Regions from separate parts of the Homo sapiens genome. Here regions 2, 3 and 4 are each linked to region 1. The links are chromatin contacts, found by Hi-C or POLR2A ChIA-PET in ENCODE. All regions are on one chromosome and are shown on one strand. Each heading gives the region's core, a stretch centred on a gene start or an enhancer-like site at or near the end of the contact. The rest is flanking DNA. Distances are from core to core; before and after follow the strand shown.

Region 1 (3,489 bases), core at 382-2,881:
CCACAGAGCTACACTGTCTCAAAAAAAAAAAAAATTGTACAGATATATATACACACACACACATATAGAAAAATTATATAATTTTTCCTCCTCTCTCTATATACATATATATATAGATATATGTATACACACACACACACACACACAGAGGAAGGTATAGGTGTCAAACCTTTTTTTTTTTTTTTGAGACAGATTCTTGCTCTGTGGCCCAGGCTAGAGTGCAGTGGTGCGATCTTGGCTCACTGCAACCTCTGCCTCCCGGGTTCAAGGGATTCTCCTGCCTCAGCCTCCCGAGTAGCTGGGATTACAGGTGTGTGGCACCACATCCGTCTAATTTTTGTATTTTTAGTAGAGACAGGGTTTCACCATGTTGGCCAGACTGGTCTTGAACTCCTGACCTCAAGTGATCTGCCCGACGTGGCCTCTTAAAGTGCTAGGATTACAGGCGTGAGCCACTGAGCCCAGCCTAAATTCAATTATTAAACTCCTTGAGTTAATTAAAGGGTAGCCAGGTGCGGTGGCTCATGCCTGTAATCCCAGCACTTTCAGAGGCCGAGGCAGGAGGATCGCTTGAGCCCAGGAGTTCCAGACCAGCCTGGACAACATAGCGAGATCCTGACTCTACAAAAAACAGAAAAATTAGCCGGGCGTGGTGGCGCGTGTTTGTAGTCCCAGACACTCCTGAGGTTGAGGTGGGAGGATCACCTGAGCCCTCGGGAGGTCGAAGCTGCAGTGAGCGGAGATCGCACCGCTGCACTCCAGCCTGGGGGACAGTGAGGCGGTCTCAAAACAAAACAAAAACAAAAGGGGAGGGCGGGGGGAAGACTTAAAGACCCCTGAGCCAGGGCCATTATTATTTAACTTGGTCGGGTCTCTGAACCATTCGGAGGAAGCTTGGGTTTCTATCCTTCCCGACTGAGCCACAGACCTGAGTCTTGACTCCGGATAAATCACCCCAGACTGTTTTTCTGTCTGTGACACGGGAACGGCAGCTTCTGCCTCGCGAGGTGGAGAGAGAATGAGAAGCGCCGTGTGTGGCGCGCCTGACACGGTCAGCTCGCGGGTGGAGGCCCGGAGCAGAACGCCCTCGGGCGCCCGCTCTTGCAGCCGCACTGGAGACCGGGAATGGCTCCGGCCACGCCTCTGCCGACTGCGGCAACGCGAGGGACAGCTGGTCTCCGGGGTTGCAGCGTAACGCCCTCCTTCCCGGCCTCATCTTTCCTGACTGCATAACGGGCATACAGTGGGTTCCATGGCGCAAGGGAGCTGAAGAAGCCGCCCGCCCCCAGCTCGCCCGGGATCCTCACGCCCCTATAACGCCCCGAGGGGCCACGATGCTGCCCACAGCCCAGATCGCGAGTGCGGACCCTGCGGGAGGGTCTGGCCTAGATGCGAGTTTCCCGCCGCAGACCAGGCGAGGCCACGCGACATATCCCCTACCCGCTTACTGCAGGCCGCAGACGGAGACAGTGCAGCCCTGCGCACTGCTGAGGTTGCCCGAGGTCTCAGCCTCGGCGGGTCGGGAACACGCGGCGCGCGCCCGCGCCCCAACCGGAAGTCCGCCACCGGCCGCTCTAGCACGCGCAGGGCTGCGTCTGTGGCCTTAACCCTTCCCAAGGCTGCGCCGCCGGCCTTTGTCTCCGCGGAGCGTCACAAAGGTTGGAAGGGTCGCGGGGCCTCTGGGTGCCGAGCTGCAGATGCCTCCACTGCGAGCACAGCCCTGAGACAAGGGCCCAGGCGCCCAGCGGGGCTGGTTTCACTCAGTCCAGCCGCACCTACCCGTGCCCTCACCAGATCTTAAGATACAGACATTAAAACCTCCACCGGGCCGCGGCACAGGACAGCAGTTTTACTTTCTGTTTTTGGCATTGCATTGCCTCCATTTCCTAGAGTGCACGTAATAAATACCGCTGGTGATTCCAAAATATAAAGGTTGAAAATATTTACTTTACAAAAATTTGGTTCCCATACTGCTTTTAAGGCCATCCTCTGCACTTGGTTCCCGCTGCTCCTGATGTGGTTGAAAGATGGATGACCCCAAAGACGAGGAAAAGATTATTGGCTCCATTTTTTAGATGCGGCAGCCAGCTAAGGTCTAGACAGGGGAAGGGACTTGCCCCAAATCACAGTTAGAGCAAATCAGTCTGAATCAGGAATAACTCCATTCCTATCCCGCATCCTGCCCTTTCACTACGCCACAGCTGCCTGGCTGCCTGGAGGAACAAAGGAGGGCCGGGCAAGAACGCCATTACCAACTGCAAATCCACAGGCAAATGCAAGAGGACAGAAAGTAAGTTCTTGGGCTCTGCCCTTGTGCCGTACCCGGAGGGGTTCTGGGGTCACCAGCCAGGTGCATCCCTGCCTTCACAGCCATGCACAGCGACACCCAGTTAACTAATGGGGGGGATTATGCCACTTGCTGGGTATGCCTGTGCCACCAGTGCACTCACTCTGTGCCTGGGGAAATAACCACGGATGAATCTGGGGATCCCCTGGGCCCACTGTGAAATGGACCTGAGCTAAAACTCCATTGATCACAGGACCTCAGGGATCTTTTGGGTCTCGAGAACAGAATTGGATGCTACAGGAGAAATGTAACCAGAAAAGGATTAGGATTTTGCCAGTAGAGAAAGGGAGATGTGCTTGCTTTCATTCATTTATCATTAATGAGCACCTACTGTATGCCAGGCACCACACTAGGCCCTAGGAAGACAGAGATTATGAGACAGATGTGGCCTTATTCTAGCAGGGGAAGTGAGATGAAGGAGGTGAGAAAGAGGAAGTATAGTGACTAACCAGGGACCTGACCTAGTTTGAAGGTCAGGGAACCTTGGAGGAGGTGAAATCAAACCCAAAGCCTGAGATAAGAGAGAGAAGGGGAGGGTGGAGGGAAGGAAAGGGCTTCACAGACAGAGGGAACGGGAGTGCTAACAGCCTGGCCAGCTTCCTTGTGGTAGAAGTTCTATGCATGAGTTGGAAGAAAGCTTGGGGAAAGGGGCAGGAGAGGTGGGCAGGGGCCAAATCCAGCAGGGGCTTTTCTACCATAAGGAACTTGGTGGGAGAACTCCATGGGCAAAAACAGGTGTGGAAGGGACCAAGAAGCCCATGTGGCTGGAGGGCAGGACATGAGATGAAGATGACTAGAGCAGGGAGTGAGGAGGTGGAGAAGGTGAGCAGAGGCCAAGGCTGGGAGGCCTGAAATGCCTGGCCGCAAAACTCAGCCATTAGCCTGGAGGCCATGCAAGTGAACAGCAAGGAGGAGAGTGGAACACCAGGGAGCGGTAGGGATTGCGGGGACTGAAGGGCAGAGACTCCGCCCCCAGGGCAGTCAGTGTTCTGCACCCCCTACCCCCCTACCCCACCAACCTCCGCCCCATGACCACTCCAGGAGGCAAACTCAGTATCTCAGAATATCTGCTTTCAAGGGTAGCTGGAGTCCAGATTTCTTTTTTTATTTTTGGTAGAGACAGGATCTTGCTCTGTCGCGCA
Region 2 (3,489 bases), core at 376-2,875, 240 kb before region 1:
TTAGAGGCTCCCATGACCATGCCTAGCTAATTTTTGTATTTTTAGTAGAAACAGGGTTTCACCATGTTGGCCAGGCTGGTCTCCAACTCCTGGCCTCAAGTGATCTGCCTGCCTGAGCCTCCCAAAGTGCTGGGATTAGAGGCATGAGCCACCGTGCCCAGCCTCGTTTGGTTTTTTATTTTTTAAATGTTTGGTTTTTTTATTTTTTTATTTTTTTTGAGACAAAGTCTCGCTCTGTCGCCCGGGCTGGAGTGCAATGGCATGATCTCGGCTCACTGCAACCTCCACCTCCCGAGTTCAAGGGATTCTCCTGTCTCAGCCTCCCAAGTAGCTGGGATTACAGGCATCCACTGCCACGCTGGGCTAATTTTTTTGTATTTTTAGTAGAGAAAAGGTTTTTACCATGTTGGCCAGGCTGGTTTCAAACTCCTGACCTCAAGTGATCCGCCCGCCTTGGCCTCCCAAACTGCTGGGATTACAGGTGTGAGCCACCGCGCCCAGCAATATTTTATTTGCTTTTGTTTTTGTTTTTTTGAGACAGAGTTTCACTCTTGTTGCCCCAGCTGGAGTGCAATGGCACGATCTTGGCTGGCTGCAACCTCCACCTCCTGGGTTCAAGCGATTCTCCTGCCTCAGCCTCCTGAATCTCTGGTATTACAGGCGCCTGCCACCACGCCCAGCTAATTTTTGTTATTGTTAGTAGAGACGGGATTTCGCCATGTTGGCCAGGCTGGTCTCGAACTCCTGACTTCAGGTGATCCACCTGCCTTCACCTCCCAAAGTGCTGGGATTACAGGCGTGAGCTGCTGCGCCTGGTGTGTTTGAGTTTATACTGGGTAGGGAGTCATGGTTAACGCCTATAATCTCACCCAGAGTCTGAGATGGGAGGCTCCGTTGAGTCCTGGAGTTCGAAACCCCGTCACTACAAAAAAATATATATAAAGAAAAAAAAATTAAGCGGGCGCGGTGTGGCACCTGTGGTCCCAGCAACTCGGGAGGCTGAGGTGGGAGGATCACTTGAGCCAGGGAAGTCGAGGCTGCAGTGAGCCAAGATCACGCCGCTGCATTCTAGAATGGGCGACAGCCTAAAAAAAGTCAGCCTTAACAATAACAAAAAAGACAATGGCTAGGGCCCCTCCCAACCTTTCATGCCCTACCCGGAGCCCCTGCGCGGCCCTTACATTTAAAAGCCCCTTTGGGAGGCTGAGGTTGGCGGATCACTGGAAGTCAGGGGTTCAAGACCAGCCTGGCCAATATGGTGAAATCCCGTCTCTACTTAAAATACAAAAATTAGCCTGGCGTGGTGGCGGGAGCCTGTAATCGCAGTTACCCTGGAGGCTGAGGCAGGAGAATTGCTTGAACCCGAGAGACGGAAGTTGCACTGAGCCGAGATCGCGCCACTGCACTCCAGCCTGGGTGACAGGGCGAGACAACGTCTCAAAAAAAAAAAAAAAAAGCCCTAAAGGACCACTCTTGGATCTGATCCTGAGAAAGTCCCTTAGAAAACATGGCGACGCCAGCCTCACCACCTGTTTCCAAAAGCAGTGTGACGCCCTTCGCTCCCTTAGTCAAGCTAATCTTACTAAATAAGGAACAAGCTTCCCCTGAGGCTTGCCCTTCAGCGCACTGGCACTGCCCACCCGAACGGGCGTCACGGATCCTGGTCAGTCTCTAGGATCGCGCTCGCTGATAGGACGCTTCTGGTCGAACGTCCAAACAAGGTGTGCGGTGATTGGGCCGCGGAGGGCGGGGCGTTTGAACGGCGCGTGCGTGGGAGTTCCCCAGGCCGGCGTCATTAGGATCCTGGTGGGCGGTGGGACTTGGGTTCAAAGAAGACCAAGCAGGCAGACGTGTTCGGGGGCCCGCGGGTTCCGAGACTGGAGACTGGACCTTTGGCTGTCCCCACGTGCATTCTAGGTCAACGGTGCGGTGGCAGAACCCTGGGGCTCTCCCCCGCGGAACTCGGCCCTGGCCGAGGCCCCAACCACGCTAGTAGGAGGAGGCCGAGCATCCCTCCTCGAAATCGCGAAATCCCGGCCCGACAATGTAGCCACGGAGTCGAAAGCCGCGTGCGAACTTGGCACTCACAAAGCCTAGATAACCGTCTATTTTCTCCTGTAAAATAGGAGGGATGGACCCCCACAGATCATTGTAAAAGGTTCTTACAAAGAAAAATCCTCCTGGACTGGGCACGGTGGCTCACGCCTGTAATCCCAGCACTTTGAGCGGATCACACTTCGAGACCAACCTGACCAACATGGAGAAACCCCGTCTCTACTAAATTAGCCGGGCGTAGTGGCGCATGCCTGTAATCCCAGCTACTCTGGAGGCTGAGGCAGGAGAATCGCTTTAACCCGGGAGGCAGAGGTTGTGGTGAGCCGAGATCGCGCCATTGCACTCCAGCCTGGGCAACAAGAGCGGAATTCTGTCTCAAAAAAAAAAAAGAGAGAAAAGAAAAATCCTGGAAGTCAAGTAAAAATGTGTGAAGGTGTTTTATAAAATATGAAATATCTAGAATACACAAATCTATAGAAGGACTCGGGGAAAGGGGAGTGAATGCTAATAAATACAGAGGTTCTTTCTGGGGTGATGAAAATGTACTAGTACTGATTGTGGCCGCGCTAGCACAAAAATCCGTTTCATTGGCCAGACGCTATGGCCCAGGGAAAAAAAGAAGGACTAGGGGGAATGGGGAGTGAATGCTAATGAATATGCAGTTTCTTTTTGTGGTCATGAAAGTGCACTAAAATTTTCATGCTAGCACAAAAATTGAATTGTACACTTCAAATAGGTGTATTTGTGATGTGCATTCTAGCTCCATAAAACTCAAAATGTGTGAAAATTCTTTGTAACTTTACTAAAAATTGGGGGCACTCTATAGTTTACAAAACTATCCCCATCCAGGCAGGGCACGGTGGTTCACACCTGTAATCCCAGCACTCTGGGAGTCTGAGGCGGGCGGATCACCTGAGGTGAGGAGTTCAAGACCAGCCCGACCAACATTGTGAAACCCCGTCTCTACTAAAAATACAAAATTAGCCGGGCGTGGTGACGCATGCCTGTAATCCCACTTACTCGGGAGGCTGAGGCAGGAGAATCGCTTGAACCCGGGAGGCAGAGGTTGCAGTGAGCTGAGATCGCACCATTATACTCCAGCCTGGGCAACAAGAACAAAACTCCGACTCAAAAAAAAAAAAATTCTCCATCTAGTCCTCTGAGGTGAGCAGCATTTTGTTTGTTTGTTTGTTTTGTTTGTTTTGAGATGGAGTCTCGCTCTTGTTGCCTAGGCTGGAGTGCAATGATGCGATCTCAGCTCACTACAACCTCTGCCTCCCAGGTTCAAGCGATTCTCCTGCTTCAGCTTCCCGTGTAGCTGGGATTACAGGTGCGCACTACCATGCTTGGCTAATTTTTGTATTTTTAGTAGAGACAGGGTTTCACCATGTTGGCCGGGCTAGTCTCGAATTCCTGACTTCAGGTGATCCACCC
Region 3 (3,489 bases), core at 720-3,219, 220 kb after region 1:
GCTTGAGACCAGCCTGGGCAACATGGCGAGACACCATCTCTACCAAAAAAAAACAAAAACAAAAATTAGCTGGGCATAGTGGTGCACGCCTGTGATTCCAGCTGCTTGGGAGGCTAAGGTGGGAGGATCCCTTGGGCAGGGAGGCAGAGGTTGCCATGAACTGAGATCACGCCAGTGCACACTAAGGGCATCCTAGACCTCACTTTGGGCAACAGAGCCAGACCCTGTCTCAAAACAACAACAAACAAAAAACCTGGGGACCTAGGATGTCTTTAAGGGCCCTTCAGCCTCTAACAGTACTTAAACCAATTAAAAGACTCCTGTTAGTTACCTCCCCACATCCCCACCCGCAGGACGCTCCGTGATGAGCAGCTAGCTGGCTGTCAGCTGTGTGGATCACCAAGATTGCATGGAGTGGGGCTGAGCTGACCAAGGGGGATGAGGGGCGGGGCGGGGCGGGCAGGGAGGGGGCGGAGCCACTCACCTAACAATAGCTGTAGTGTGTAGAAGATGCAACCGAATATGCTGTTGGATTGATTGAGGATGCTGTCCTGTCCCAGCACATGCTCCACCAGCCCGAAACCCCTGCCCCACCTGGCAGAGGGGTGGGGTGGGGTGGAACCAGGTTAGGACTGTCAACCCAGTGCCTTGGACCCTGCCCGAGAAAGGTGATTTCCAAGAAGCCACCTGGGCTATCCTCTGTTCCCCGACCTCCCATCCTAGTCCAAGGGTCGATGATCTCCTGGCACCGGGCACCTTTGGCCACGTCAGGATTCCATGTCACTGACCCTATCCTCCCCTCTCCCCAGACCAGGCCCGGACGTGGCTACTCCGTAGGCCCTGCTTTTCATCTTAGACCTTAAGTAAGTCTCTTTTTTTTTTTTTTTTTTTTTTTTTTTGAGACGGAGTCTCACTCTGGCCCAGGCTGGAGTGCAGTGGCGCGATCTCGGCTCACTGAAACCTCCGCCTCCCGGGTTCAAGCGATTCTCCTGCCTTAGCCCCCCCGAGTAGCTGGGATTAAGGCACCCGCCATAGCGCCCGATTAATTTTTCTATTTTTGGTAGAGACAGGCTTTCACCATGTTGGCCAGGCTGGTCAACTCCTGACTTCAAGTGATCCATCCGCCTCGGCCTCCCAAAGTGCTGGGATTACAGGAGTGGGCCACCGCGCCCGGCCCTTAAGTAATTCTTAAAATGGCAAGGCTGGTATAACGGTTCACTCGGTTTTGCATCAGAGACTGGGAGTCGGGGGCAGATTATCTTTGCCCTGGACCCCAGAATCTCCAGCTCCCTGGCCACTCACTCGCCTCCTCTGTATTCCGTCATTATGCTAACGCCTGGCCATCACGCACAGCCAGACCGGGCCACCTTGTTCCTGGGCGCAGCCATCGCCAACACCCCCCTTCACCTGCGCGCCGTCCTTGAGACCATCGTCAATCTCTACCGCCATCCTGCCTCCCCGCCTTTCCTGGTCACCGTTATTCCTTGGCATCCAATTCACGTGCGAGTCCCCGGAATAATCCCAGTCCCCAGCACTGTCTGGTCCCTTGCCTCGCACTCTTATTTCGAACACCAGTATCGCTGGGTAGCTCAGCCCCTGTGCAACGACCCCGCGAGCAGTCCAGCCCCGTGTCCGTTCCCCGGGCACACCGATCCCAGACTCCAGAATAATCATCTGGCATCCTGGCCGCCCTGCTCCGAGGCCCCACGCCTCCCACTCCCGTGCACACCTGGAGGAGAAGACGCGCGAACAGCTGATGGCGGTGCCCACGTCGCAGAGCGCGCGGTAATCCCGGTCCCGGGCGCGCGCCGCCTTCACGTGCAGCGCGTAGAGCGAGAGCACTAAGCCCGTCAGGCAAAGAGCGAGCCGCACCCAGCCAGGGCTCCCCCAGGTGCTGCCCATTATCTCCAGGTTCCGCCCGAGGCGCCCGCGGAGAAAACCAGCCACGGAGCAGGGGCCGGGCGGCGAATGGCCGCGCCCCTCCTGGCCCTCTGACTCGGCGATTGGCCGGCCGTGCTCGCACTCCACGACCCAAATGGCTGTTCCAGGGCGCTAGTCAAGCGGGCGAGTTAGGAAAACAGCGAAGAATGCCGGGACTAGTGAAGCGGGTAAGGGACGTGCGGAATCGCGGCCCCAGCGGCTGCCAGGCATGATGGGAGTTGTAGTCGGCGCGGCTGCAAGGCATCAAGGGAAATGAAGTCTCCACAGATTTAAAAACTGTTGGCCGGGCACGGTGGCTCACGCTTGTAATCCCAGCACTTTGGGAGGCCGAGGCTGGCGGATTACCTGAGGTCAGGAGTTCAAGACCAGCCTCGCCAACATGGTGAAACCCCATCTCAACTAAAAATACAAAAATTAGCCGGGCGTGGTGGCACATGCCTGTAATCCCAGCTACTCGGGAGGCTGAGGCAGGAGAATTGCTTGAGCCGGGGAGCCGGAGGTTGCAGTGAGCCGAGATCGTGCCACTGCACTCCAGCCAGGCCGACAGAGTGAGACTCTGTCTCAAAAAAAAAAAAGAAAAAAAAAAGTGTGTTAGTGTGGTTAACAGCATTTGCGCTTACCCTATGCCAAGTCCTGTTGTAAGAATTGCAGCATCCGGGACCTAGAGACCAGCGGATCAGGGGATCCAGCGAATACGGCGATCCGATTCGGGAACCAAGCATTTCCCCTGAAACTATTTCAGGCACCATTCGGGCTGCAGCCTCCCATCCTCCCGGGTCCTGCCTCACCAGTGCTTCCTGGTGGTCGGTCTCCCTTTCTCCCATACATTCACAGAACCACTCCTTTGGCCACACACACCCTTGACAGTATCCTAACCTCTCTACTATCATGGCGCCCGCCTGGCAACACCTGAGCTTGCATCAACTCAACAGTCAGTCTCTCCTTTCCAAGCTGTGGGCCAGATGAGGTCTCTCCTTCACAGACGTCCCATCTGATGGTGACCCATCTCTCCTACACCTTCAACCTCTCCATCCTCCCCATCTACACTGCAACTTGTTTCTCTTTCCCATCTCAGAAACAGCAACAAATCTCCCTTCACTAAGAGGTCCTTCACCAGCCTCCTCTCCCGGCATTATCCCATCTACCCCTCCACATTCAAGTTTTTGGAAAGATTCTACACTCCCAGTCTCTACTTCCTCACTTCTTCCTTGCTGCCCACGCCATAAACTAGCTGCTGCCTCCAGCATTGCCCTGACACCTAGTGGCTGGTGTCACCAAGACGCTAGACCCAATGGTTATTTATTTATTTATTTACTTATTTTGAGACGGAGTCTCACTCTGTCGCCCAGGCTGGAGTGCAGCGGTGCCATCTCGGCTCACTGCAACTTCCGCCTCCAGGGTTCAAGTGGTTCTCGTGCCTCAGCCTCCCAAGTAGTTTGGACTACAGGTGCCTGCCACCATGTCTGGCTAATTTTTGTATTTTTAGTAGAGACAGGGTTTCACCATGTTGGCCAGGCTTGTCTTAAACTCCTGACCTCAAGTGATCCA
Region 4 (3,489 bases), core at 253-2,752, 180 kb after region 1:
AGGCATGAACCACCGTGCCCAGCCAAGCCGAGTCTTCTTGATTCTTGCTGGCATTTGGCAACTAGTAGCAGCTGCTCACAGGAACTGTAAAAACATCTGGTGGGGCCCAGACCTTCTAGCATCAACATGGTGCCTAGTAAATATCAATCTCACATGCATCCTGAGATGCATTAAAAAGAAGCTGTCCAGGCCGGGCACGGGGGCTCACGCCTGTAATCCCAGCACTTTGGGAGGCAGAGGCGGGTGGATTGCTTGAGCCCAGGAGTTTGAGACCAGTCTAGGAAACATGGCAAAATCCTAGCTCTATTTTTAAAAAGGGGGGGAAAAAGAAATAAAAAAGCTGGGCATGGTGGTTCACACCTGTAATCCCAACACTTTGGGTGGCTGAGGCAGGTGGATCACTTGAGAGACCAGCCTGGTCAACACCATGAAACCCCATCTCTACTAAAAATACAAAAATTAGCTACACCTCATGGTGCACACCTGTAGTCCCACCTACTCGGGAGGCTGAGGCAGGAGAATCGCTTGAACCTGGGAGGTGGAGGTTGCAGTGAGCCCAGATCACGCCACTGCACTCTAACCTGGGCTAGAGAGTGAGACTCTGAAAAAAAAAAAAAAAAAAAAAAGAGAAAAGAACATAATGTTTGGCCAGGCATGGTGCCTTACACCTGTAATCCCAGCAGTTTGGGAAGCCGAGGGGGCGGATCACCTGAGGTTAGTTCAAGACCAACCTAATCAACATGGTGAAACCCATATCTACTAAAAAAAAAAAAAAAATTAGCCAGGCGTGGTGGTGGATGCCTGAAATCCCAGCTACTTGGGAGGCTGAGGCAGAAGAATTGTTTGAACCCTGGAGGCAGAGGTTGCAGTGAACCGAGATTGTGTCACTGCACTCCAGCCTGGGCGACAAGAGTAAAACTCCGTCTCAAAAACAAAACAAAACAAAAAAGAATCATAATGGTTAGTAAGTGAAAATTCTGAATTAGTTTGTGTATGTGTATTGTTGCATATAATAGAGACCCAAATTAACTGTGGCTTAAATAAGATAGAAGTTTATTTCTCTCTTCTATAAAAGTCCAAGTTAGTATGATGGATCTTTCCATGAAATCATTAGGAGCCAGATTTTTTGTATCATTCATTCATTCATTGATTCATTACTACCATTAATAGAGACAATTTTCTGCACCATTCAGGCTGGAGTGCAGTGGTGCAATCATAATTCACTGTAACCTCAAAATCCTGGGCTCCAGCGATTCTCCTGCCTTAGCCCCAACAAAGTAGCAGGGACTACAAGCACATGCCACCACGCCTGGCTAATTTTTCTTTTTCTTTTTTGTAGAGGTGGGGTGTTACTATGTTGCCCAGGCTGGTCTCAAACTCCTGGCCTCAAGTGATCCTCCTGCTTCACCCTCCCAAAGCTCTGGGATGACAGGCATGAGCCACTCTGCCCCTCCAGGTCTTTTTTATCTTGTTGCTGTTCCATCCCTAGGGCGTTGCCCTCACCCACATGATCCAATATGATTCACCACCACTTCCACAGTCTGGCCCTTCTGAGGGGTGATGGTTTGCCCTTTGCCCTAAAGAGCATGATTCAGAAGTACAGATCATTTTTGCTCTAATCCCCATAGCCAGGATGTAGTCATATGGCTACATCCCGATGAAAGTGTTGCTGAGAAATAGAATCTCTACCCTGAGCAGCTTTTTGCCCAGATAAAAGTTCAGTTACTCTGGGAGAAGGGTAGAATGGATACTGGGGGACCATAAGCTGTTGCCACCACACACATTGAATGTTAACCCATCCCAACTGTATCAATTTTTCCTTCCTTTCCTTCCTTCCTCCCTCCCTCCCTCCCTCCCTCCCTCCTTCCTTCCTTCCTTCCTTCATTCCTTCCTTCCTTTGTTCCTTTCTTTCGACAGTCTCCCTCTATCCCCTAGGCTGGAGTGCAGTGTTGCCATCTCGGCTCACTGCAACCTCTGCCTCCCAGGTTCAAGCAATTCTCCTGCCTCAGCCTCCTGAGTAGCTGGGATTACAGGCGTGCTCCACCATGCCCAGCTAATTTTTGTATTTTTAGTAGAGACAGGATTTCCCCATGTTGGCCAGGCTGGTCTTGAACTCCTGCCCTCAGGTGATCCACCCACCTCAGCCTCCAAAAGTGCTGGGATTATAGGCGTGAGCCACTGCCTTGGCCTCAAACGGTATCAATTTTCTGTTACTGATTTAACCAATTATCATACACTCAGTGGTTTAAAACCACACACATTTACTTTCTTACAGTTCTGGAAGTCAGAAGTTCAAAATCAGTTTCATTGAGCCAATGTCTGGTGTCAGCAGGGCTGGTTTTTGTTGGTGGCTCTGGTGGACAATGTTTCCTTGCCTTCTTCAGCTCTTTTTTTTTTTTTTTTTTTTGAGACAGGGTCTCGCTCTGTTACCCAGGCTGGGGTGCAGTGGTGCAATCATAGCTCACTGCAGCCTCCATCTCCCAGGCTCAGGCGATCCTCCCGTGTTAGCCTTCTCAGTAGCTGGGACCACAGGCTCACGCCACCACGCCCTGCTAATTTTGTTTATTTTTTGTAGAGATGAGGTCTCACTCCATTGCCCAGACTGGTCTCAAAGTCCTGGATTCAGGAGATCCTCCTGCCTCAGCCTCCCAAAGGTCTGGGATTACAGGTGTGAGCCGTTGCACCCCACCCTCTTTCAGTTTAGAAAGGCTACCTGTATTCCTTGGCTGGTGGGTCCATCCTCCATTGGAAAGCACATGAATCCATCTCTGCCTTCATCATCACTCCACTTTCTCCTCTGAGACTTATTCCTCCTGTGTGCCTCTTAGGAGGATGTTCATGATTACATACCGCCCTCTTGGATAATCCTGAATAATCTCTCCATCTCAGGATCCTTCACATTTTCAAAATCCCTTTCACCATATAACGTGACATTCACAGATTCCAGGAATAGGACGTAGACATATTTAGGGGGGTTCTCTATTCAGCCTACTGTACCATGCCATTCCACACTTAACTCCTTCACTCATTTATTCATAAAATATGTATTGAGCAAGACCTGTGTGCCAGGCATTGTGTTAGGTGCTAGAGAAATAGAGGTGAAAATACAGACAAGGCCTCTGCTTTCATGGAGTTTATATTCTAGTGAAGAGGACAAGTAAATAGCTAAGCTATTCTTTTTTTTTTTTTTTTTTTTTTTGAGACGGAGTCTCCCTCTGTCGCCCAGGCTGGAGTGCAGTGGCGCAATCTCGGTTCACTGCAAGCCCCACCTCCTGGGTTCACGCCATTCTCCTGCCTCAGCCTCCTGAGTAGCTGGGACTACAGGCGCCCGCCACCACGCCCAGCTAATTTTTTGTATTTTTAGTAGAGACGGGGTTTCACCGTGTTAGCCAGGATGGTCTCGATCTCCTGACCTCATGATCCACCCGCCTCGGCCTCCCAAAGTGCTGGGATTATAGGCGTGAGCCACCATGCCCGGCCAAGAGCTAA

The links. A loop is a pair of places that touch in the nucleus more often than their neighbours do. ChIA-PET counts read pairs that join two places held with the same protein, here RNA polymerase II (POLR2A). Pooled maps may share reads with other maps.
Region 2: a pooled map shows a loop between it and region 1 (4-fold over the local background). The contact joins the enhancer-like site here to the promoter of MIR762HG in region 1. A Hi-C loop is called at or near these places in 3 of 50 pooled maps. POLR2A ChIA-PET finds 5 or more read pairs at or near these places in 5 of 52 experiments (GM12878, H1, HepG2 and 2 more).
Region 3: a pooled map shows a loop between it and region 1 (11-fold over the local background). The contact joins the promoter of VKORC1 here to the promoter of MIR762HG in region 1. A Hi-C loop is called at or near these places in 8 of 50 pooled maps. POLR2A ChIA-PET finds 5 or more read pairs at or near these places in 2 of 52 experiments (CD4-positive, alpha-beta T cell and H1).
Region 4: POLR2A ChIA-PET joins it to region 1 with 10 read pairs in CD8-positive, alpha-beta memory T cell. The contact joins the enhancer-like site here to the promoter of MIR762HG in region 1. POLR2A ChIA-PET finds 5 or more read pairs at or near these places in 4 of 52 experiments (AG04449, AG04450, CD8-positive, alpha-beta memory T cell and 1 more).

What each region holds. Positions count from the first base shown.
Region 1 is chr16:30,873,829-30,877,317 of GRCh38, forward strand. It overlaps MIR762HG (MIR762 host gene), which reads left to right and starts at 1,632. Exons shown (of 3, transcript NR_110942.1): 1 at 1,632-1,658; 2 at 2,202-2,290. MIR4519 (microRNA 4519) reads right to left here and starts at 1,495; the gene lies at 1,438-1,495. It also overlaps a transcript of BCL7C not described here. RefSeq lists enhancers at 160-915, 916-1,670, 1,205-1,464, 1,671-2,425, 1,735-1,944 and 1 more and a silencer at 2,345-2,404.
Region 2 is chr16:30,632,731-30,636,219 of GRCh38, forward strand. No RefSeq gene overlaps it. Among named protein-coding and RNA genes, the nearest start is that of PRR14, 16 kb to the right of the region's middle. RefSeq lists enhancers at 736-1,687, 1,688-2,638. Within about 2 kb of position 1,626, at least 38 of the 41 ENCODE cell types and tissues checked have a DNase peak (open chromatin) inside an H3K27ac peak, as active enhancers do; they include GM12878, where a contact is called at or near this core.
Region 3 is chr16:31,092,828-31,096,316 of GRCh38, forward strand. VKORC1 (vitamin K epoxide reductase complex subunit 1) reads right to left here and starts at 1,970. Exons shown (of 3, transcript NM_024006.6): 1 at 1,730-1,970; 2 at 485-594. The coding sequence starts at 1,902. LOC124903680 (zinc finger protein ENSP00000375192-like) reads right to left here and starts at 3,178. Exons shown (of 1, transcript XM_047435012.1): 1 at 2,057-3,178. The coding sequence starts at 2,551. The coding sequence ends at 2,057. RefSeq lists enhancers at 195-903, 2,084-2,263, 2,294-2,343, 2,394-2,443, 2,959-3,138.
Region 4 is chr16:31,050,794-31,054,282 of GRCh38, forward strand. No RefSeq gene overlaps it. Among named protein-coding and RNA genes, the nearest start is that of STX4, 19 kb to the left of the region's middle. Within about 2 kb of position 1,503, at least 2 of the 41 ENCODE cell types and tissues checked have a DNase peak (open chromatin) inside an H3K27ac peak, as active enhancers do.